Linked DNA regions of Homo sapiens: region 2 is linked to region 1. Evidence: chromatin loops called from intact Hi-C (ENCODE). Cell type or tissue: B cell. All regions are shown on one strand. Each heading gives the region's core, and the rest is flanking DNA. Links, peaks and the distances in the headings are about the cores only.

Region 1 (12,734 bases), core at 2,129-10,128:
AAAGGTTAAAGCAGCAAGGGGATGCTGGATAGAGGGGGAGGGAAACAAGAAAGGAAAAAACAAGACAGAGAGACAGAGATAGACAGAGATGTACAAATGGGGGCTGCTTGGTTAAAGTGTCCTGGAGTTTTCAGCAAGAGATTTTGCTGCCAGTGTCTCTCCATCCTTCTCTCTGCCTCTCTCTCTCTCTCTCACACACACACACATACAGACACACACACACACACACTCGGCCCCACCACCACACACAGGCCAGGTGGCTCTGCTTACATACATGGCTTGGCGCTTTTACTCCTTGGCTAAGACCATTTCACACATGAACAACACAGCCTCCTCCTAGAGATTTGTCATCCATCTGCTTGCAGAAGAGCTGTCTGTTTCCCTCTGAAAATTGGTCCAATCAACATTTTCCTTTGGCCAGGGTAGCTTACCAGCAGCTCCTCCATAAGGTCCATAATTGCAATTTCTCATTCTCATTTGCCTGGCTGGCTTCACCCTTCTGTCCTCTCTGCACCTTCCCACAAGTGCCCCACCCTCCCCACCAGCCCTCTCCTCCTTTTGTGTTAATAAGCCCTGTCAAAATGAATGACAGAATCAACTTCCTTCTCCCAAAATGGCTCATTACTCATAAATTTCAAGCAATATTGCCTTCTGTCCTCAAAAGGTTTGCAGATTTTTTTCCCCCAACTGATCCCCTTTCCAGAGTGAAATAGCGGATGAATGCCTTGCCTAGCACCCTCTCTAAGCTCTGCCTCTGTGGCAGTATTGTGGGCCAATATGCCAACGAGTCTTTCCTTGTGATCTGCTCCAGCCTGTCTTGTGCCATATGCTTGTGGCAGACAGTGGTTAATATCAGTCTGTGAGCATCTTGAGGCTAGCTTTGAAGTCTAATTCTAATGTCATCATGCTTATAGGGTGCACACTTTGTTTGTTCTGGAACAGAGGGTCATCTGCTACGGGATGTGGAACACTGACCCTGATATTGCAGCCGTGTTTGTGGTTGAGTGAGGGAGCAGGTGATGGGCATAGGAGGGAACCAAGCCCTGAGCCGTGTTTCAGGGATGCTCGGTCCCATCCCCTTTCTCCCAGATGACTTCTTATTCTTAAATTTTGAATAGTGAGTAACACAAGCAGGAGGTGGGATAGCATGAGAACTTAGGAAATCTTCCCATCTCTTTGTTACTTACAAGATAAATGTCTATACTGAAGCTTTAGGGACCCAGATTACAACTGAATTGTTTTATAAATGCGTCTGAAATCTGCTGTTTTGAAGGACAAAGTAATACCTGAAGAATGATTAAGAAGGCTTAGAGAATCCGCAGGCTCCAAGGTGTGTGAATAATACCTTTCCATGGTTCACTACCAGGTGATCTGGACCTACAGCCAGTCTTCTGTGTTTCAGTATATTATGTTGGGAGCATTCCCAGACAGTTAATGCGTAAAATGCTATTCAAATTCTCCTTTACCGAAAGGCATTTTAAAGTAATACACGTGGGTGAGGAATACAAGTGCCTGGTGGGATACTTTTGGTAAACAACGTGGCACAGTGGGATGGAGTAGGGTCTACTTTTTCCCAAATGTGAAGTTAGTAGCTACAGAGGGGTCCTGAGACAGAAAGCATTTGTAAATATTAATTTGTGCTCTGTTTCACAGAATCTGAAATCAGGCATCTGTGCACTTTAAAATATGAAAGAACTAAGAGATCTAGTGTTTGGTAGCATTTTAGAGGGAAAAAAGGCCATAGCTCAAATATTGCTCTGATTTCAGTTGGCTGAATTTATGTGTAAAGGGCATGTTAGGGAATAGTCTGCAAAGGTACCAGAAACTGCCATTCATGGAAGGCCCTGAGTGCAAAATGCAGCAGTCAGTAGTTCTGACCCATGCCATTAGATGGTTCTGGAAGGTCCTCAGAGGAGACGCAACACCAACAGTGACACTGCTTCCAGCTCAGGCAGGCTGGAGCTGTTCTGAGTCTTCCTGAAGGTTCTGAATGGTCCAGCCCTTGGACTCCCTTCAGAGAGTCATGGAGCACCCACATTTCCTTTGCACCTGAAACACTTCTTTGTTTCTGTCTTCACCCTGACTCCTCATCTATTCAGAGATCCCAGCTGATCCTCTCTTTCAAAGCCAGGCCAGTGAGCTCTTACAGAAGCTTACTTCAGCATTCCTTCCACCGTCTTCTGAGTAGCAGGGCAGACAGAGACAGCAATGGAGAATTCCAGTTGATTCCCCATAAAATGGCCACTTTGTTGTGGGGCATGAGCTGGTCTGTACTTGTTTGTGCCTGGCAGTGCACACACTAGAACCCTGGGCAACCCTGGATGTAAATCAACTAGATACTATTATTAAATAGCCGAAGGTTTGCCAGTGCAGCCTGGAGCAAAGAGAGAGGGGTAAAATCAGGCTCCCAACAGACTTCCCCATAGGAAACCTCTCCTCTGCTGTGATTTTCCAGATGAGCTGCGTAAATGGCTCCAAATCACCGAATGTTTGTGCACGCAGGCTCCATTCATGCGCATGCACACACCCGGCTTGTGTCCTTCTTCCCTCTCGTCCCTTGAACCCGTAGCTCTTGATTCTGCCTGTAGGAGCAATGATGTTGTAGCAACCATGACAAAAGAAACAAAATCAGAAGGCAGATCCAGGCCGCTCCCTGCCACCTGCCCTCTGTCTACCTTAGACAGATCACTTAGGCCCACTGGGTCTTGATAAGACATGGTCTTTTCACACCTGTTCTTCCAGTCTTATAGGATTACCTGGAGGATCATGTGATGCGAAGGATGTAAAAGTGCTCCAAGGGGTTAAAAGGACTTTATATAATAAATTCCTACAAACTGCTATAGGCACAGCCATAGCTCTGAAACTAGCATTCTCGTAAGGCTAGTCCAATCCATAAGTTTCGTTTGCTTCAAGCAGCTCAGATAGACACTCTCTGAAGATAAATGATGCATAAAAACACCATTGTTTGTGATCAGAATAATCAGGTACCACTAAATAGTCCTGCATGTGTATGCATGATACCAGCAGCCTCCAACTTGCTTCTCCAGGAGCACTGTACTTAACTTGGAAACCCCTTTATTTAATTTCTGTCCACTCACAAAGCTTCACCTTGTCTTCTCTCCTCTCTGTCCTCCCGAGGTTAATCCTTGAGAGCCTGTAATCAAGGCTAGGCCCTGCCCACCTTAAGTCACCCTCCCCTCTCTCTAGGCCTCCACCTCACTGGGGAGCGTCATTGCAGCCAGTGGCAAGAAGCTGCAAAATTCTCTCATCTGTGAAGAGAGCCCCTAAAACCCCAAATCCCGGACCAGTAGAGGAAACCATTGCTGCCCTAATATCACATGTTACAAGTCTTCGAGCCCATGGTATCTGAGATGTTAGGAGCTAGCATTCCTTGTAATTAAACCCCTGGAACATCACAAGGACCCAGTTCAGGGGGCTTGGTTGGTTGACTGATTGATGACAGCATCTCAATTATGTAGGAGATTTCTGTAAAGAGGAGTGACTGGAAGGAAAAGAAGATAACCTTCATTTATATCATGAGACCTTGCGTAGTAGAAGGCCGTGAGGATGGGAACAAAGTGAAATCATGAAAAACAGCCTGATGCAAAATGACAAAGAAGAATTTCAGGGTCGTTGAGATCACACTTGAACAATAACTGAACAGAGCCAGCACTACAGTTTTCAGACCTGATGGCTAACAAGTGAAATGTATTCAGAGAGAGGTGTGTGATTATAAAGACTCCCCCTACCCCTGGTGCTCTATTCCACTGACTGTCCCTTTATGAAAAATGAATTCTAGAGTTCCCTTTCTGAAATTTCTTACCTGAATCAGATCAGATATGACAATTCTATTTTTTAAAGCACCTTACTGAAAATAAAGTGCTTTTCAGTAGTAAACCTTTAAGATTCCTGGTTTCCCTCTGACTTGTGAAAATATGAAAGAACTGAAATTAGACCACATTGGCCCAGGTTGGGAAAACAGATGGCAGAGATAAGGCAGATCAAAGAAACATCTCTCTGTGGGTGAAGGAGTTCCTGGTTGTCATGTATCCATTTTTTGTAGCGTTTTCCCTACTTGAGGAGGCTGTTGTGAAGGGCAGGATTCTTCACTGAATCTTTATTGTAAAAGGCATAGGTGTGTCTTGGGTGGATTCCAGTTCTCAGGTTGATTTGCTTGACAACTCTTAGGAAGGAACAATTAATACTGCTGCCCCTCAACTAGCTAGGGAGATTTCACTGTGGAGGTAGAAGTCGGATTCACTGAGGCAGAATTGCCAGGGCTTGAGACCCTTCATGCCTCTCTTTTCCAAGTCTCTCTCTCCAAGAAAGGGTGAACTTTTCAAGTCAAAGAGCAGGGACGTAAATAAATGCAGTTATGGCTGTCTTAGGAGGATCCATTCACTTAAGGCAAAGGTCTTAGAAGTTACAGAAGAGGAGAGAGAATGGGAACTACTGTGGCACCAGGATGTCTGGAGAAGAGAAAGTGCGCTTACTGTGCACAGCTTCCTCTCCCTCACCTGCGCCACGGTGAACCCACCTATATCTTTCTGCTGGCAAAAACATTTGCTCAGTGTGTCGCCGGAGTACTTGAGTGTCTGATATTTCTCAAGGCAGAATCTACCTCACTGTCTCTGAAACCTCAAAATATGTGGCCCTCTCGAAGGATAACAGTTGGCAGCAACCTAAGGCTGTTCTGCTCCAACTTGGAATGAAGAGGAATATGATTTGGCCATTCTTCTTAGCACAGAGGCAAATAAAAAAAAAAACCCTTATATACTTCAAAAGATGAAGATCTTACTTCTTACTGGCTATCTTTGCACCAGGTCCTGGGATTGGCATATAATAAAAAATGCATATGCAGTGGCCATGAAATGGGCTTAAAGGTCAATCTTGGCTGCCAGTCGTGGCTAAACTGCATTGTATTCCATGTTTTTTTCCATATTGCCCCTGCAGTGTACATATACATGCACAGTCATGGCCCCTGCACACTGTGTACACACTCACGCCTGCACACATGTATGCATATCAACGCCTGCACATGTACTTGTATGCACACTCACCCACACATGTGCATTTGTGTGCACTCACTTCTGCACACCTATTTGCATGCACGCTCATCTCCCACAAATATGTATGCATGCACACTCACGCCCCCCCCACCCTCCCGTGTGAAACTCTGCACCTGCTTGTCTTTACCCTCACCCTTGAACCTGTGTATAACCTCATAAAGTAGGAAGAAGCCCAGTGTTGAACTCTACAGCCTTTTACATTCAAAATGGTTTTGAAAAATGCCCATTCAGAGGAACAGGAAAGCACCAAACCTAAAAGGTCTGAGGACCTTTCCATGCTTTCTGTCTCCTAATCTCAGAGCTGTACCAATCTGTTATTTAAAAATTAGTCATTATTTATCCAAGGCAGGAGGGGACAAATGTAACTGTTAGTTCAGTAAATGATTTCATTCTTTTTTTTTTCCTGTGTCCTTTCTACTGTTAAAGTGACGAAAATGACACCACGGTTTGATATGTGGGGTTGGTTTCAGTTTGAATAATCTCATCCTTAGCTGCATGTGAACTCATGTCTTCTCACACTCTATTAGATAAAAGCCTAAAACAGGAAGGCCAGAAACAACTGTTTTTAAAAAGCTCATGCTACCCTGGCAACTTAAGTTGGAAGAACCTAATAAATAAATACAAAGCTGCCCCTCTGTCCTAATGTACTTCTTCTGAATTCCAGCTGGGCACCTCATGGTTTCATGCCTGAATCACAAAGGCGAGTGCCAGTACCCAGCCAGAGCAGTTTTCCTACCATAAACCAGTAAATGTGTGTGTATCACATGTAAGTCAGGGTCAGATGGGGAAAATCAACTACAAAACCGCAGAGACATTATGCAAAATTGGATTACGTACATGTTTTCAGTTTTGTCTCTTAGCAGTTTAAGTCTTTAATTAAAATACACACGAGAGAGAGAGACAGAGAGAGAGAGAGAGAATCTGTAACTGTTAGATTTTATAGGCCCCGGTTATGAGATAATAGCCTTCCAAGTAATTTTTATGGGTCATTCTATCTAGTGGCAACTTAGACTATAAAGCCATCTCCCAGCTTCCCAAAAGTAATGTCTGTTTTCTCACTTTCTAATAATTACTTCAGATTTGAAAGTAAGGAGTTGTCACAGTGAATACAAATTAGAGTCAGCTTCAGGGTATTACTAAATGTGGATTGTTTTGTTCCGAGTTTTATCCATTTTAGGCAGAGTAACATGATCATTTATATACATCTGCCTCTATGCAGGCTGTGTAGACATACTCAGAACACCAGCTTCACCTCTTCAGTCTTCTAAGACAGTCTTTCTAATACTCTATATTGTCTAATAGCTAAGCTATTGTTAAATAAAAACACGCAAATGTTTGCAGTTAGGCTCCCCCCTCCATTCTCAACCTCTTAAGTGATACAGACAGTAAATGCATTTTGATGTTTATTTAGAAAGTTGGCATCCTGGGACTGTTCACAAGATAGCTAATTTGTCTGAAGGTCCCCAGAGACAGTGAAAGTCATCCCACCATCTCTCTAGCTGCCCTCATACCGGGGAAGTAAAATGCAGCATAGAACACTGCAGCTCACGTTATGGAGAACAGTGGTGCTATGGTGATTTCCTTTCTATTCAAATCATTTAGTGAGGATTTACATAATTTGCATTAACGTGTGACTTTCGATCACTTATGCTGCAGCAGAGTATTCGTTGCCTATGTTCTCTAAGGCACCAGTGTGGTGGTTCATGTGTCCTTGTATAAAAGATTACTGTCCTCCCCATCCCCAGTCTTTGTATCTGTGCACCAGAACAAAATGCCCTCGGATCATGGCCACCCAGGCCAGAGAATGAGGACCCACACTTTAAAAACCCTGTAGATGATAGGATGAGCGGTCCTCATCCGTCCCCTCCCTGAGAGTGAGGTTGGGTTGGAGTAGAAGGATGGACTCTGCCAAATGATGACAGCAGCCCTGAGAGTCCTTCTCACAGGTGGCCAGCTCTGTCCCCTCCAGCCTCACCACACATTCCCCTAGTACACAAAGGCAGACCCGGGCAGCCACTCAGCATGCACATGTAGCAGTGTCCCCTGTACACTGGTACCCTCAAGGCCTCCCTGGCACCTTTGCTTGTTACGTTGGCTGATTTCTTCAAAGGGAAATATGGGATGTGGTGCAGCCTGGCCCTCACACACTCTGAAAATAGCACTGCCCAGGGCCAGGCCTTTTCCTTTGCACACTGCCATACCCACCCTGGAAAGTACTCCATGGTTGTATCACAAGAAAACAGCCATTTGGGCATTTTAAATTACTCAAAATATTATAAAAATATTTATAAAATATATTAATGTATATATTTATAAAATACAAAGAGTATATGATTACCAGGCAAATGAGTAGACAGTGATAGAACTATCATAAGAATAGGATTGGCTATTAATTATAATAATGATTGGAATAGATAACATTTATTGAACATGTATTATGTGCCAAGCACTGTGCTAAAATATTTACATGCAGCAGTTCATCAAAAGCTCATGGGAAGCCATGTGCAGTGTCATGCACCTGTACTCCCAGCTACTTGGGTGGCTGAGGCAGGAGGATCACTTGAGCCCCAGAGTTTGAGCCTAGCCTAGGCAACATAGCAAGAACCCATCTCAAAGAAGAAAACAATACAAAAAGCTCATGACAGTTGTAAGACATATGTACCATCATTACCCTTATTCAACAGAAAAGGAAATTGGGGCTTAGGGTGGGTGGTTACCTTACTTGTACAAAGTCACACAGCTAGTAAGTGGAGGAGTTGGTTCAATGAAGGATAACCAGGGAAGCATCTGTGGGCATATCGAGGCCTGAAAATAGGAACACCTTGGCCAAATTTCAGACCATGACATCAAGCGAATGCTTGAAAGCTAAGGAACAAATAGAAATATGTTGTATCATTTATAACAAATTGTTACCATTAACACCTACAATTATTAGCGTTAGGAGTATTGCGGTGGGAATTGAACAATGAGAACACATGGACACAGGAAGGGGAACATCACACTCTGGGGACTGTTGTGGGGTGGGGGGAGGGGGGAGGGGGGAGGGACAGCATTAGGAGATATACCTAATGCTAAATGACGAGTTAATGGGTGCAGCACACCAGCATGGCACATGTATACATATGCAACTAACCTGCACATTGTGCACATGTAACCTAAAACTTAAAGTATAATAATAATAAAATAAAATAAAAAAAAGGAGTATTGCATGGTCAGACTGTTCAGATCTCATGAATGCTCCCTGCTTCTCTATTCCTTCTTTGATTTGACATGTGCCAGGCCATGTATTCCAGTGGATTTCTGTACTTTCTACTTTATTCCAAAGGCTAAGCATTCCTGAAAGCCACAGAGGGAGTTGATGTGCTTAAGGAAAGAAGTATCGCTTAATGTGGCCAAAAACCGATTCCATTTCTGTACAAATGCAAGGAGTTTTTGCCAGGAGCCAGGGATTAATAGTCTAGAGGAAGGGACTAATTGTACACAGGAACAATATTTACTTTTATAATGGGAATAGTTTGAGACAGTGCATCTTCTAGACACAAACATTCAGTAGGAAGGGTTATGCATTAATTCTTTCATTTAATGAGCATTTTAAGCACCTATTATGTGCCAAATATCTTTTCGTAGCTCTACAACAGTGTTCACTTCTCAATCTTTTGCTACACCAGAGCGTTGGGACCATGCTCCCATTAATCACCCTGTCTCAAACAACATGCTTTACCTTCATTCGTTGATTTACTCATCCATTCCTTCTCATAGTTTTTAACCTCAAGAGCTCTGAGGTTCAGGGTGGAATAATATGGAGGGCCTTTGAGAGGCTAACTTTTGAACCAAATCTTCGAGGATGAACTAGGGTAGTGGCAGGTAGAAAACTGCCTTTATATTTAGCCTTCTTTGGTACCTGGTCATGGATTTCTTCTTCAAGCATGAATGGCATCAGTTGTCTGGGAGTGAGATACAGTGTTCGTATGCTGAGAAACAGATTAGGCCATTAAAAAAAAAGTTGTGGCCACGTGTGGTGGCTCACGCCTATAGTCCCAGCACTTTGGGAGGCCGAGGCAGGGGGATCACGAGGTCAGGAGATCGAGACCATCCTGGCTAATATGGCGAAACCCCGTCTCTAGTAAATATACAAAAAATTAGCCAGGTATGGTGGTGGGCGCCTGTAGTCCTAGCTACTCGGGAGGCTGAGGCAGGACAATCGCTTGAACCTGGGAGGCGGAGCTTGCAGTGAGCCGAGATCGTGCCACTGCTCTCCAGCCTGGGTGACAGAGCAAGACTCCGTCTCAAGAAAAAAAAAAAATAAGAAACTTGTAACTCCCTCTCTCTACTTGATGAAGTAGACATCAGGAAAGACTTTCTTATTCTGCTTTCCATTAAAAGCCATAACTTGGAAATTATTATTGATTGGGCTTGGTGTGGTGGCTTGCGCCTGTAATCCCAGTGACTTGGGAGGCTGAGGCAGGAGGATTGCCTAAGGTCAGAAGTTAAAGACCAGCCTGGGCAACATAGTGAGACCCTGTCTCAAAAGAAAATTTTTTTTTAAGTAGCCTAGCATGGTGATGCATACCTGTAGTCCCAGGTACTGGGGAAGCTGAGGTGGGAGAATCACTTGAGCCCAGCAGTTCAAGGCTGCAGTGATCTATGATTACACCACTGCCCTCCAGCCTCGGCAACAGAGCAAAACCTCATCTCTAAAAAATAAATAAAATAATATCTTAGGGGAAGTTGACAAAACATTAGAAATATTGTAGGGTTAGGTGCCTGTTGAGCCCCAGGATTTATTCCATTATTCACTCATATCTTCATGTATCCATTCAATAAATACTTATTAAAAGCCTACACCATGCAAGATAAAAGCCACATTCTACTGAGTATGCAATGATACACGGTATGGGGTTTCTGCTTTATGGAAACTAAAGGCCTACTAGAGGAATTCAGGAATTCCAGTGTGTACCAGCTCGGCTGTAACACAGTGAGGAAGAGATAGGAACCATGAACTAAGCGGTGAAAATGTGATGGGATTCAGAGGGGTCAGAGGTATTGGATACAGTGAGATTATTTTAAACGTTTAGGGTGTACGAGCAAGATGAGTAGGAGATTTCTTTAGGAAACATCTCCCTATGAAATAAAAGTTTATATAAAAGGAATAATAATTACAGTTGATATTTATGAATACTTAATCTGGGCCAGGGACTATACTTAGTACTTTTCATGCATTGTCTGATTAGGTCCTCACAACAGCCCTGTAAGGCAGGTATTGTACTTTCTTATATTTTATAGTTTGCACTATTGTGTGCTCCATGGTTATAGCAAAAGCTTTGTCTGTAAAAGGCCACAGGGATAGAAGGCAGAGAGGAAAGTAGATGTGTGATGCAGTATTAATTATTGAGCCAATAAAATCTCTCTAATTTAGATTTTTTAGGAGGAAGTCATTTTACATTTTACATTAATTTAATCTATATTGAGAGATCCTTCTAAGAAAATAAGTTGCATTACTTCAAGTATACATAGCCATATAAATTATTGACCAATTTTTTTTTTCCAATTCATAGACATTACTTTCCAGAAACTAGATAATGACCATTTGTTATCAGCACACTGACTGCAAAATGGATGATGAAGAAAGCCTGGGTTTTTTTTTTTTTTTTTTGAAAGCTTGGTAGTTCTTCTTGTGAATAAATTAAACACTTTCCTGACGATCCTGTTTGCATTATTGACTTATATGTACTGGCTCATATGTAGCTGCCCATGTATAATTCTCCCCACTCATTCTGAAGGGAGGGAAAAAAACGATTAAAAATTTCCCCTCCTTCTTTTTCCTGTTTTGAGATTATTTTTGCTCCCAGCAGAGGCGCGGAGGAGGGAGCTCTCAGAGCCCCATTCTGTTCCCTACCTACAGCATGAAGGATCCAGATAACCGCAGAATGAATGAGGTTTGAGCATTTGTTTTTGCTATAAGTAAGATGGTTTCCCATTAATAAAAGTGGCACTCAGTTTACTTTGTCTTCGCCAGACAGGCAAAGGGTAAATTAAGGTGGTTACCTGTGGTGTCCCAGCTCTTTCCCAAGGCTGGACTAGTGTGAGCCGAGAACCAGGCAGGACTCACTCACAGGTCCCTTTCTCTGCTACTTCTGCTCTGGTTTTATGCGAAGCCCTATTTCCCAGCTGCTTCGGGTAAACAAGGACTTCTGTGTTGAAATAATAACCACTTGGGCTGGGCGCGGTGGCTCACGCCTGTAATCCCAGCACTTTGGGAGGCCAAGGAGGGTGGAGCATCTGAGGTCAGGAGTTCGAGACCATCCTGGCCAACATGGCCAAACCCCATCTCTCCTAAAAATACAAAAAATTAGCCGGGCATGGTGGCAGGTGCCGTAGTTCCAGCTACTCGGGAGGCTGAGGCAGGAGAATCTCTTGAACCCAGGAGGCAGAGGTTGCAGTGAGCCGAGATCGCACCATTTCACTCCAGTCTGGGCGACAGAGTGAGACCCTGTCTCAAAAAAACCAAAAACAAACAAACAAAAAAACCACTTATTGTTTCACTGCCTAATATTAATTAATTGGCCAAATTTCTATTTTATTATATTCCATATATTTTAAAATAATTTCTTCTTCTGTTGTACAAACCAAGATAGAAGATAATTTGCCCAAGAACACAATTGGTAGGTATCCTAGCTAGGAAAGTGGGTGCTTCTGAAAATTATAAAAATGAAATGAGGTAATTTTCTGGGCCCTTGGTACAATGCCTGAGATGTCATATATACTCAGCTAATTATAAGTGACATTTTGTTCTAGAATCCAGTAGCTCAACTTTTAGTCCATTGTGCTGAACACAAATCTATAGATCCTTAAATTGTATACTTTTATTAATTTAATTTTAAAGAGCCAGAAAAATTGACTACATTGGAAACATTCCAGTCCACCAACATATTGAGTAGAAAGAAGGACAAAGGCCATATTCTCTTTCAGATGCTACAAATTGTGTATATTTTCAGTAAGCTGTGTCTGCTTAAGGAGGCATTACTGCATTCGGATAGATAAACTCAAATAAAAAGGCCTGAGTGAAGAGGCTCTACTGGGTTTAGCGTTTTTTTGTTGTTGTTGTTCAGTTTTGCATGTGTGTTTTTAAATCAGTTTATGGTTCATAAGCTGATGAAGCAGTGAGTACAAGTTTGAACTATGAGAAGCAGGTTTGAATAAGTCTAGACATTTGGTTATCTTCTGTCTAGCATTCATTTGTGTCGTGGGCGTCACACTCTGGGGATTAGTGTTTCATTATGCAGAAGCTGTTTTATCTTTAGCTTTCTTATAATAGCTTAAAGTGAATTCTGAGTGGAGAGAGAATGAAGGCCAGGCCTTAGTAACTGCAAGAATCATACCAAAATGGGTTGGATGGGTTTTAACAGTGACCGATAAGCATTACGACCTCACTCTCTGATAGTTCAGTTGGCTCGATGCTGTCTCATCACCTCATTTAGGGTACAATATGCTGAGGAACTGACCAAAGGTCCCTGAACAGTGAGAGATAGGGAAGAGCAGAAATCCGTTCCTGTACCAAGTGTCTAACACTTAATATAGGTGAGAGCTGGCGTGAGATTATCTGTGCTGTGGAAAAATGAGGACCTATCGATACCTCTAAGTATATAATCACTGCCGTGTCACATT
Region 2 (12,734 bases), core at 2,556-10,555, 170 kb before region 1:
TACAAAAAAATAGCCAAGTGTGGTGGCATGTGCCTGGAAGCCCAGCTACTGGGGAGGCAGAGGCAGGAGAATCGCTAGAATCTGAGAGGTAGAGGCTGCAGTGAGCCAAGATTGCGCCACTGCACTCCAGCCTGGGTGACAGAGCAAGACTCTGTCTCAAAAAAAAAAAAAAAATAGATTTATGCTGCTTGTTGAGGACCAGCAGTATTCTCAACCATGTGAGGCATTCTTCGAACATGTGAAGCAGCATTTTCCTGGATGGGCATTTCTGCCATAATTGTGGGCAGAAAAAGGTGTGGTCCACATATGCCCAACAGGGCCAAGGGGCAAGGGTGAGCATGTACCTATGTCTTATACCCCGGAGATTCTTGCGGCTGACGAGGTTCCCTTACAAAGCCCAAAGGAATTCTCCTCCTTCCACCGGAGGTGTTTATAACCTCTAATTTGCTCACCATGCTTCTAGTGGAAGGAGTAGGAGCTCAATCCCCTGGGAGGCTGCGGCAGAGCCAGAGCAGGCTGGTGACCCAGAGCAGTGGCACTCCCCTCTGAGTGCATGATGCAGATGGAGCAGGAGGGGGATGCAGGTGGGACACCCTGCGCCCTGCAGGTGAGTGCACAGCCAGCGAGACACCCAATCAGGGAGCAGGAAGGCTGTCCCTGTGGCAGCAGGTAAAAGAGAGAGTCGCTGAGATGAAATTCGTGGGTGTGTGCTTCAGCTTGTTTGAACAGCTCCTGTGCAAGATCTTATAGTAAATGCTGAGCTTCTTTGTGCTCTGTGCCTGTCGGTGGAAGGCATAGCCCTTGATGAAGATTTCTCCTTCTACCCATCTTGCCTTTGGAAAGGGCTCCCCTTTGACAAATGCTGCTGTAGTATTTGATGCAGCCTCCATGAGGTGCTTTGGGTGGGAAGTGGATTCTGACCTCATTTCCCAGAGGAATTTGAAGTGGAGGGGAAGGACTAATTGGTCCCTCATTAAGGACTTACAATGAAGTACAGTATTTCTCCTGAAAGGATAATCTAAGTCACTGGATAAAATGCCCAACACACTTTTAACGTGACATAGGAATCCAAAGTCATTTTTAAATCAAAGATTTTTGTAGTTGTGGAGAATGGCTGTGTTTTAATGGGATCTTTACATATCAGCATTACAAAGGGCTCCTTCAAATGTGATGATTTTAATGTTTTTGCTGGGGTTTCACCTGAGGTTCCAAATACATATTTCCCTATCATATTTGCAGGCATCCAGCACCCGATTTTAGATATGCAAATCAGCTCACTTTGTTTACCAGGCTTTGGATAGGGGAGAAAAGGAGGTCTGAGGCTGGGCACGGTGGCCACACCTGTTATCCAGCACTTTGGGAGGCCAAGATGAGAGGATTGCTTGAGGCCAGGAGTTCAAGATCAGCTTTGGCAAGATAGAGACCTCGTCTTTACAAAAAATAAGTAAAAATTAGCCAAGCATGGAGGCGTGCATCTGTAGTCCCAGCTCCTCTGGAGGCTGAGGCAGGAGGATTGCTTGAGCCCAGGAGTTAGAGGCTGCAGTGAGCTATGATCGTGCCATTGCACAGCCTGGGTGACAGAGCTAGATTCAGTCTCTGAAAAATAAAAAAACAAAATAACGGGGCTGCAAAAGCTTCCTTGACGAAGAAGGAAAGTCTCTCGCTCCTGTTTAACACTGCCTGGCTGGGTTCCAGCTCACTAGCTTAAAACGAGAAGGCACCACCACTGTGATTAAAATAAGGCCCTACTTAATTAAAACAGTGTGAGAATTTAATAAGAGGCATAAGACTTCACTGATAGTCACCAAAAAATCTCAAAAAGGTGACTTAACAGGCATTAATAGCATATGTTGCTTGTTTACTCTCTGTCAACATTCCGTTTTCCAGAGACATCCTTCGTACAGGTGAAAGTCTCTCATTCCTCCCTCTCCCCTCACTGCCTGCCTTTCAGCCATTTCCTTGCTTTTTGTAGTTAACCAGTAAGAAAGAGACCATAATGGAGAAAGAACACACTGACTGTGTTTCACAGACTGTTGCCCTCATCTCCACTTGTGTTAAAGAAGGTAAATTAGTTCCCCTCCAGATTAACTTCAGCGTCAGCTGTGGTGCTTTCCTGACACTTCTTAACATTTGAACAGTACCACATTCTGTCCGTTTTATCGTTGTCTCTTCTCATACCCTGTATTTGCCAATTCTGTACTCATGCCCAGACAGATCTATAGGTATATGTAGGAGGATGATGAAGAACGGGCCGATTCGTAGCTCACCCTTTGAGCCAGGACCAAAGGTTTGGGAGTCTTAGGCTCTGACCTTATTCTTTTGGAGAGGAAAGAATCATTTTCCTTTAAGCCTAAGTCTGGCAAAATCTAATTACAAAGTTTTTCGATTTTGCTATTTTAAAATAAAAGCTAAGCCTTCCCCCCATCTAATCAGCCCTCTCTTCCTCTGCTTCTAATAGTGAAGGAAATAAAGAAGTCTCTCAATTTCACAAGCTTGAGGTACTTATATTTGTACATGATTTCCTGTTCTAAGTGGGTGGTTTTGGCCCCTGGCACTTCATGTACGCTAGGGCATTTTTGGACACTTTTGGTATCCACCTTGCTTAAGAATTGAATGACTAGGAAAGAAGGTCATGGGGAGTCTTCAAATTATTAACCCTCAGTCCAATCTAAGTCATTAGTTAATGCCATGTTTGAAGGTGGTAAAGTAACCGTCATCTTACGAAGTAACTCTCGTTTGTTATGCTTAGTGCTGAACAAAGTATAAACTCACCAATGTGAGAGACAGGGACAGGATGCTTATTTCTTTATGGATATTTAGAATTTGAGCCTGTAGGCTGGGCACGGTGGCTCACGCCTGTAATCCCAGCACTTTGGGAGGCCGAGGCAGGCGGATCACGAGGTCAAGAGATCCAGACCGTCCTGGCCAACATAGTGAAACCTCGTCTCTTCTAAAAATACAAAAATTAGGTGGGGGTGGTGGTGCGCACCTGTAGTCCCAGATACTCGGGAGGCTGAGGCAGGAGAATCACTTGAACCCAGGAGGTGGAGGCTGTAGTGAGCCGAGATCGTGCCACTGCACTCCAGCCTGGCGACAGAATGAGACTCCGTCTCAAAAAATAAATAAATAAAAAAAAAAAAAGGAAAAAAAGGAATTTGAGCCTGTAACACCAACTTCAGCACAAATAGATCTCTTTCTTGATTCTGAAATGATTTATCAGTTTTAAAAAATGGTGGGGTGCACTGCTGGTGGGAGTGTAGGTTGATATAGTCATTTGGGAAAGCAATTTGGCACTATTGTTTAACAGTGAATATTCATAGACCCATTCCTAGGCAATAACCCAGGGAAACTTATGCTGATGGGTATTGTTCCTAATGGACACAGCATTGTTTCTAATAGAAAAAAAAACGAAGCTGAAAAAATTTTAAAGGTCGTCAACAGACATATATATATATATTAGTCTAATATATGACAATTAGACTAATATATATATTAATTAGACTAATATATATTAGCTTCTATCCCTGTAGACTAATATATATTAGTCTAATATATAATAATTGAACTAATATGTATAATTTGACTAATATGTATATTAGCTTCTATCTCTATAGACATATATTAGTCTAATATATAATAATTAGACTAATATGTATAATAATTGGACTAATATATGTATTAGCTTCTATCTCTCCAGACTAATATATATATATATTAGTCTATTGAGAACCTTTATATATATATATATATATATATGCACACACACATATACACGTACATACATACATATATATAATTTTTTGCTTCACAGAATGGAATATTATACAGCAGTGAATATGAAGGAACTATAGTAGCTACCTGTAACAACATGGCTAAATCTTAGAAACAATATTGTGTGAAAAAAACTAGTCACAAAAGACTATATACAGTATGATAGTATTATAAAGTTTAAAATCAAGCACAATTAAACTATGTATTTTAGAGAGTGATAGATAGAAAATTTAAGATAGTGGTTACCCCTGGAGAGAAGGCAGGAGGATGGCTTAGGGAAATAGCAAATAGGTAGATGGATCAAAATACCCCTAAATGTCTAGTTCTCAAATAGGGTGGTCGGTGTATGCCTGTTCATTTTATTCTTATGCTTCACAGGTTACGTACATGTTAGTGCATTCTTTTGTGGGTTACAAACATTGCATGATAGAAATATTTTTAAAGTGATAGCATGTCAGAATTATGGCTTGTTTTTTCCATCTCTATTTCCTAACATTCTCTTTCCATAGTCCCCAGGGAGGGGGCTTGAGATCACACAGGAGTAATTAGAAGGTCTGCTTCTGACAGTGTCGCTCCTTGAGTGGTGGAGGTTTTAGGGGGAGGCTGACAGTAACTACTGAGTGGAATTGAGAGGTGAAGCCAGCTGGACTTCCTGGGTCGAGTGGGGACTTGGAGAACTTTTCTGTCTTCCAAGGGTATTATAAAATGCAGCAGTCAGTGCTCTGTAGCTAGCAAGAGGTTTGTAAAATGCACCAATCAGTGCTCTGTAAAAATGCACCAGTCAGTGCTCTGTAGCTAGCAAGAGATTTGTAAAATGCACCAATCAGTACTTTGTAAAATGGACCAATCAGCAGGGTTCTAAAAGTAACCAATCATGGGGAGGATTGAGAAAAGGGCGTTCTGATAGGACAGAAACAGGACATGGACGGGAAAAATAATGGAATAAAAGCTGCCCCCCCCAACCCCCCACCCCCACCCGCACCAGCCACCAGTGCAACCTGCTCAGATTCTTTTCCAGCTGTGGAAGCTTTGTTCTTTCACTCTTTATGATAAATCTTGCTGCTGTTCAGTCTTTTGGGTCTGTGCCATCTTTAAGAGCTGTAACAGTCACCGCAAAGGTTAGCGGCTCCATTCTTGAAGTCAGCGAGACCACGAACCCACCAGAAGGAACCAACTCCAGACACAGAATCAGCTAGGAGACGTGGGTGCTTTCTGTATAGTGCTTCCTACCAAAAGCCTAGAAAATCTTGGGGCGTGGAGAAAAGAAAATCCATCAAGTAAAGGCTTGATCACCTCTTGGAAAACCCATATTCATTGTCCCAACAGTGACTAATACGTCTAACTGTGGGCCTGGGTAGGATATTATGAGAAACCTGTTCTTTTGGTGCCCACCTTTCTTTTCTGAGCAACACGTGGTCTTCTGAGTGAGGCAGGAGTCCGGCATATGCGTGATGATGTAATATGTTAGGCAGCCAGGCCCTCACCTTTTCAAAGGTTCGATCTTGAAAAATCAAAGGTGGATATGTGAGAAATAAGCCCATATAGGAATAAGAATGACAATGGAAGTGGAAAATGTAAGTTGGGACTGATGTTCTGCTGCTTTGAGTACTGAAATTCTCTGCTGCTCGGATTCATCATCACTGAAGTGCTGGCCAGTACTGGGAGGGGGGCAGAGCTCTCCCGGGAGTCGTCGCTTATTCTGAAACAGCTGAGCAGAATAATGAGTGACAGGCTGGTGGTGGGGAGGTTGAGTCTTACTCCGGATTTCCATTAAATGAGTGCATGGAATCAATAGCTAACTGAACATTTGTCTTTAGAACACCCAGGGGCCCCTGGGGAATTTGGTATTTTCAGTCTAATTCTCAGACAGGAAAATGCGCAGCATGACTATTTTTTAAAATAGTTTCAACATCTTTTATGTAATGCTGATGCATCTGGAAGTGAAAACGCTAAGAGTTTCATTTCACTAAAAAATGGATTTTTTTTGGCTTTAACCTTTAAGTTGAAATCACAATTAGTGGCCTTTTCACCATAGTCATAAGAGTATCAAAGTGTGTGTATTCACCCACACATCAAACCAGTGTTTACTGAGAGTATATTCTGTGCAAAGAATTGTGCAGTTTGTTATGAAAAATACAGAGACCTCGCTGGGGCCCCTAAGGAGCTCATAGTCTAGAAAGGGAGACAGATCATTACACGGCAGGGAAAATACAATATGTATGGGAGCATGTCACAAAGGAAGTGACATCGAGCTGAATCTTAAAGGAAGAGCAATGCTTGAATGAATGAGGACATCCCTGATTGAAGGACCAGCATAATGAACAAAGAATTTTGCCTTATATTACTAAGATTCCATCAGATGTTATGACGCAAACATAAGCATCATGGTAATGAAATTAATAGTAAATTTAAATAAAAATGATCAAATTAAGACTTTTTTGGTTTTGTCTATTCTACCTTCTCATTTTAATTATGTTGCAAAGAACCATATACTTAGGGTAAACTGGTCAATAGCTGTGGCCATGGAATAGAATTATAATTCAATTTAAAAGGAGTTTAATAGTCTCATGGTAAATGAATAGGTTACAGCTGGGCACTGTGGCTCACACCTGTAGTCCCAGTTCTTTGGGAGGCCTAGGTGGGAAGATTGCTGGAGACCAGTAGTTTGAGTCCAGCCTGGGCGACATAGCAAGACCCTGTCTCTACTAAAAAATTAAAAAAATAGTTGGGCGCAGTGGCTCACGCCTGTAATCACAGCACTTTGGGAGACCACATGCTGGTCGAGACCATCCTGGCCAACATGGAGAAACCCCATCTCTACTAAAAATACAAAATTAGCTGGACGTGGTGGTGCATGCCTGTAATCCCAGCTACTCAGGAGGCTGAGGCAGGATAATTGCTTGAACCTGGAAGGCGGAGGTTATGGTGAGTGGAGATTGCGCCATTGCACTCCAGCCTGGGCAACAGGAGTGAAACTATGTTTCAAAAAAAAAAAAAAATTAAAAAATTAGCCAGGCATGGTGGCGTGTGCCTGTAGTCCCAGCTACCCAGGAGGCTGAGGTGAGAGGACCACCTGAGCCCGAGAGGTTGAGGCTGAAGTGAGCTGTCATCACACCACTGCACTCCAACCTGGGAAACAGAGTGAGAACTTGTCTCAAAGAAAAAAAAAAAAGAATGTTATGAATTTAGTATTTTTATACTTCCCCTACAACTCTAGTATCTCTGAGGAAAAGCCTCAATCAGAAAAATGATTTGCTTTGGGGTTTTATCTTTTATCAGTGATAAATGTGAATTGAGAATAGAAATCTCAAAATGCAATAATGATAGTACTTTATATTTCAGTAGGACTTAATATATAAAACTCTAATATGCATTATTTAAATTTGGCCAATATGCAAGAGAAAAGCAACATAGGGCAGAATTATGAGTTTGCTTCGTAAAATAACTATTACCAGTTCATTCTGTTCAACTATGTACTGGTAGCATTTGTAAACAATTCATTCTTATTTTTTTTCCAAAGTGCATTGCAAAATAGTCTTGCCTGTATTTTCCTGTTTGCAGTCTATTTCATTAAATTTCTGCAATTCTAAATTAGAATAGCATCTAATAGACCACATATGAAATGTGCTTGCTATTAATTCAGACATTTTATGGCATATTCATTAGTCAAATCCTTAGTATTTATTTATGAAGTCACATTACTCTGTCCAGTAATTAACAGAAGTGGATGAATATGCATCTCTAATTTTTTTTTTAGCAAAAGAAATAGCTTACAGTAAGTATTTATAATTACGTCAGCTCAATGTTTACAGCACTTGAATGGCGATATGTGTAGTTTCTGTCATTTAGACTTCATAGATAATTTTTGTACAGAAATGCTTTGTTGTTGATGCTTTGCTTCCTTCACACATATATCACAGATTACCGAAACAATCATTAGTCCTTCAGTTGCAACGGATAAGACTCTTCTTTATCCTTAATTTTCTGAGCTCCTTTCTAGGCATTTTATGTTCTTACACAGATGCTAATGCTAATTAATGCTTTAATATGAAAGATACTGGCAAATAAAACTGTTACATTTTACCCATAAGTTGTAAATTCAGCTTAGTTGCCCTAACAATACTGATAGTGATAATGGCTGTACAATTAATATTTATGGAGTGCTTCCAGTATACTGAGCTCTGTGCTAAACATTTTACTTATGTAGCTTAGTTAACTCTCGTAACAACCCTGTGAGGTAGGTGTTATTAGCCCGTTTCACAGATGAATTTGTAATCATTATGCCTTACCACATTTAATAATAACATTCTCTATTAATCGTATATTTCAGATGCCCAGCTCTGGAACTTTGCAGTATGAAACGTGTGTGTATGTGTGTGATGTATATATAATATATAAGTATGTATATATAATATATAAATGTAGATTATATAATATATATGTGTGCGTGTATATACACACATTTCTTTTTTTTGTTGTTGTTAATTTATGTGCCACGCTGCTGTACGAAACTCTGGGGTACTATGATGAGGGGATACCTCTTTCTTGCCTTTAAGGGACTTAGGTTGTGGTGGGAGAGATGGACTTGGTTAAGGAACAAGTACAGGAAAATATGATAATTGCTTTAATAGGGATAGGTACAGGGGTTGTAGAAAAATGAGAGAAAAGGGCCCCCACTTCCCAGAAGGTGTCAGGGAGTTTTTCACAGAGAAGCGTCCCCAGCCCTGAGACTTGAAGACTGAGTGAGTTTGAAAAGATGATGTGTGGGGGGAACAGAAGAGAGAAGGGTGTGGAGATGAGGGAAACAAGATGGGGTCAGGGAGCTACAGGGAGGGACTTGGAGGTGCTGAGGGTCAAGTGCAGCAGGAGGAGAGACCCGGCTGGCTGGGGTCAGAGCTCAAGGAGCCTTGCATGTTACCCAAAGGAATGTAGATGTCATACTCTGTGTGCTGGAAAACGATTTACAGATGAATCCAATCAACACTAATTAAATCAGTATGATTAAGGGATGACCTTCCTTTCTTCCTACCTTCCTCCCTCCCTTCCTCCTTCCCTCCTTCTTTGGCTCATTTATTCACTCAGAAGATTTTATTGAGTGCCCATAATGTGCAAAGCTTTCCATTGAATCCCAAAGATGAAAGGAGGGGTGAGAGTGGACACAGTTCTCCCTTTCTGGAGTTTATTGATTCGTGGGGGAAAACAAGCATTAATCAATGAATCAACCAAAAAATGTAAAAGTTACAAAATGACTACTATAACCAGGGAGGGTCATTCTATACAAGTGTGTCCTAGGAGGTGGTGACCTGGCTGAGGAAGTCTCCCTTGAGAAGAGGACTGAGCTGAGAGCTGAAGGAGAAAAGAATACAAGGTCATTTGATAGAAGGGGTGGGTGATTTGAGGAGAAGTCTTAGCAAGGAGGAAGTCATGTGCAAAGGCTTTAAGGCCTGGGAAAGCAAGGTCCTTTTAAGGAATTGAAAGTAAGCCAGCCATGCTGTAGTGCAAGTTGGAAGAGAATGCAGGTTTTGGGGGCCATGTTTAGAAATGGAAAGCCACTGCAATGCCTTAGGCAGGAGCCAAGGAAGGTAGTAGGGTGGCAGGGTGGACGCGGGGAGACGTGTTAGGGGGCCAGGGAAAGAGTCCAGATGAGCCAGGGTGGTGCCGGAGAGGAGCGGAGGGAGTTGAGGAGTATGGCTGCATGGTTGAATATGGGGCATAATTTGGGAGAGGAAGACGTCAGAGTGATGTTGATGCCATCACTGAGCTAGGAAACGTAGGTGAGGCAGAATCTATTCTGCTTAGATTTCCAGAAAACATTAGGGGATAGATGAGGATGACATCACAATGGAATTTAAGCTATTTAAGCTCAAGGTTGGCCTTGAAAAATGAGTAGGAATTTTCTTTTTTTTTTTTTTTAGACAGAGTTCCGCTGTTGATGCCCAGGCTGTAGTGCAATGGCACGATCTCAGCTTACTGCAACCTCTGCCTCCCAGGTTCAAGCGATTCTCCTGCCTCAGCCTCCCGGGTCACTGGGATTACAGGCGCCCACCACCATGCCTGGCTAGTTTTTTTTTTTAGTATAGATGGGGTTTCACCATGTTGGCCAGGCTGGTCTCGAACTCCTGACCTCAGGTGATCCTCCCGCCTTGGCCCCCCAAAGTGCTGGATTTACAGGCATGAGCCACTGTGTCCAGCTGAAAAATGAGTAGGAATTTTCTAAATGGCAAGGAGAGGCAAAGCATGTTAATCAAAGGGAGTGTCATATGCAAAGGCAGAGGCATAACAAAAATAGTGCAAATAAATGCCTACACATATACAAAAGGAGAGTTATTGTGGGACCCATACATAATTTTGTTGATTTCTTGATATGCTCATATCCATTTTGTGTTGCAGTGATTCTAAGATCTGTATTAGTATGTAGACTTTGTGAACAGGTAAACATGTTTAAGAATTTTTTAAGACATGGCTGTATTAGATATCGAAATTCCTCTCTTCATTTTCATATCTTTACTTTGGAATTCATATATGCCTTTTGATGTTATCATCTGACTTGTTTCTAATGAAATTTAGCCGCTTAGGCAGGACGTGGATTTTAGGTTTCTGCTTAGTGTTTTGGCATCTGGATTTGGGATTACTTAGCATTTTTAATTTACTAAAATAACCACCAACTTACACTCAGTTGAAATATGAACATGTCGGTTTCACTTGAGCTTGGGAATTAAAATCAAAGTACAGTCAAATCCAAAACAAATAATAGTAATTTTAAGACTAGGTGACATAACCCTCTGGGAAAAATGAGGTGATAGTGATTTGATACTTTTTTTTTTTTTGAGACAGAGTCTTGCTTTGTCACCAGGCTGGAGTGCAGTGGCATGATCTCAGCTCACTGCAAACTCTGCCTTCCGGTTCAAGTGATTCTCCTGCCTCAGCTTCCTGAGTAGCTGGGATTACGGGCACGCACCACCATGCGTGGCTAATTTTTGTATTTTTAGTAGAGATGGGGTTACACCATGTTGGCCAGGATGGTCTCGATCTCCTGACCTCATGATCCGCCCACCTCAGCCTCCCAAAGTGCTGGGATTACAGGCATGAGCCACCATGCCCCAGCCCCGATATGTTTTAATACTAACTACAGAAGTGTTGGTAGAAAGATCAGCCTTGAAGAGATGGTATAGTACTAGAATCCTAAGCATGACCTCTGTGAACTGTTGGCTTAAGTACTGGCTTTAACATCCGTTGGCTGTATTTACTGTCAGTTTTCTTGTCAATAATGCAGAGGTAAACATGATTCCTGGCCACCTCACAGACTGCAGTGGAGTGGGGCAATGTGTGTAAAGCCCTTAGCACATGGCCCAGAACATAGTAAATGTTTAATCAATGTTCGTGATGACCTTGGCCATCACTGACATCATGTCTTAACTGAGTTATTAACAAAGAGGCATGTGTAGTTTCAAAAGTGAAAGTGAGGCCGGAATGGTAAATACATGCACTGAATTTGCATAATTTTGTGGCTAGAAGGAGTCTTAGAGAAAGAGAGCATCAAATTCAGCAATGTTTCTGACATTTTCTATGAAGAACTGACTGCTTGTTATTTCTTAGAAATCTTAGAATCATTGAGCAGGGAAGGAGGGGCAGGAACGGGATTATTTTGATAGTGGTGTCCTCAAGGGGAGGAGATGGGGTGGGAAGCAACCCCTGGCCAGAACCCACTCATCCCTGGGGATAGGGACCTGCTGTGTCTCTGCCTGCTGAGTTTTTGACATTCTGATTTAAAAACCTTGTGTGTGTGTGTGTGTGTGTGTGCGCATGCTTGCGTGTGTGCATGTGTGTGTGAGAGATTATGCAATATGATGTTTCCCGTTTCTGTGACTTCAGCGAATGTGAATGAAGACCACAGAAGCAGCCTAACTCAGTGAGAATATTGTTTTTATAATTACAGGTCTAGGCGTTTTACACTGAGATTCTCCACTGCCACCCTTTCTACTCAAGCAAAATCTTCGTGAAAAGATCTGCTGCAAGGAACTGATAGCTTATGGTTCTCCATTGTGATGAAAGCACATGGTACAGGTAAACATCTCCAAAAGCTTTAAAGGAAAATAATTATCATTGAGTTGTAAAGTCCCCAAGATAGTGGTGGGGGTGTATACATATCTGGTCACACAAACATACACACACAACATACACATGTCTATTCATGTAGACTCCATTTTTTCCTACTGTCTCTTTTATAAAAATGGAACCCTTGCTTTTTTATGGGAAAGGAAATAACTTCTACTTATTTTGAGGTCACTAGTTAGGATAGATGACAAGGCATTGCTGATAATTCTGAAGGCATTTATAAATTTATAGATTTATAAATTCACTTAGAGAGACAAACATCAAATGGTAGTAGAGATTGTAGAAGTAGTAGAGATTATTAAGAGTATTGTTCCTCTTAACAATATAATTCTGAACATCTTTCATAGCAACAGATATTTTTCTACCGTATAGTTATTAATGATTAGTATACCATTGAGTAAACATTCTAAAATTTATTTAATTTATATCCCTTCTAACTGGACAGTTAGCCGTTTCTAATTTTTTTGCCTTTTTATTTTCTTGAGATAGGGTCTCACTCTGTCACCCAGGCTGGAGTGCAGTGGCATGATTTTGGCTCATTGCAGCTTCCACCTCCAAGGCTCAAGTGATCCTCCCACCTCAGCCTCCCAAGTATTAATAGCTGGGACTACAGGTGCACATCACCATGCCTGGCTAACTTTTGTATTTTTTTTTTTTATATAGTGATGAGGTTTTGCCATGTTGCCCAGGCTGGTCTCAAACTCGTGACCTCAAGCAGTCTTCCCACCTCAGCCTCCCAAAGTGTTGGGATTACAGGCGTGATCCACCACACCCAGACATTTTATTGCTTTCATGATGCCAAAAATATTCTTATAGCTCTGTATTAGTTCCCATTACAAATTATTTCC

Evidence for each region. Peaks named below come from ENCODE experiments on the same cell type or tissue, not always from the same donor. Only the 100,000 strongest peaks of a DNase experiment are listed, where the experiment ranks them.
Region 2: a loop joins it to region 1, with 9 times the contacts of the local background. A loop is called at or near these places in 3 of 110 quality-filtered maps.

The regions. Positions count from the first base shown.
Region 1 is chr6:16,414,080-16,426,813 of GRCh38, reverse strand. The region is part of intron 6 of ATXN1 (ataxin 1); the gene reads left to right. Among named protein-coding and RNA genes, the nearest start is that of GMPR, 180 kb to the right of the region's middle. RefSeq lists enhancers at 5,561-5,610, 12,511-12,700. In B cell, for the core only: no CTCF peak of the experiment used is centred there; DNase peaks (open chromatin) are centred at 5,683 and 6,563; H3K4me3 peaks cover 779 bases; H3K27ac peaks cover 3,745 bases.
Region 2 is chr6:16,584,881-16,597,614 of GRCh38, reverse strand. ATXN1 (ataxin 1) reads left to right here. Exons shown (of 8, transcript NM_001128164.2): 4 at 11,708-11,835. Among named protein-coding and RNA genes, the nearest start is that of ATXN1-AS1, 170 kb to the left of the region's middle. In B cell, for the core only: no CTCF peak of the experiment used is centred there; a DNase peak (open chromatin) is centred at 5,574; H3K27ac peaks cover 670 bases.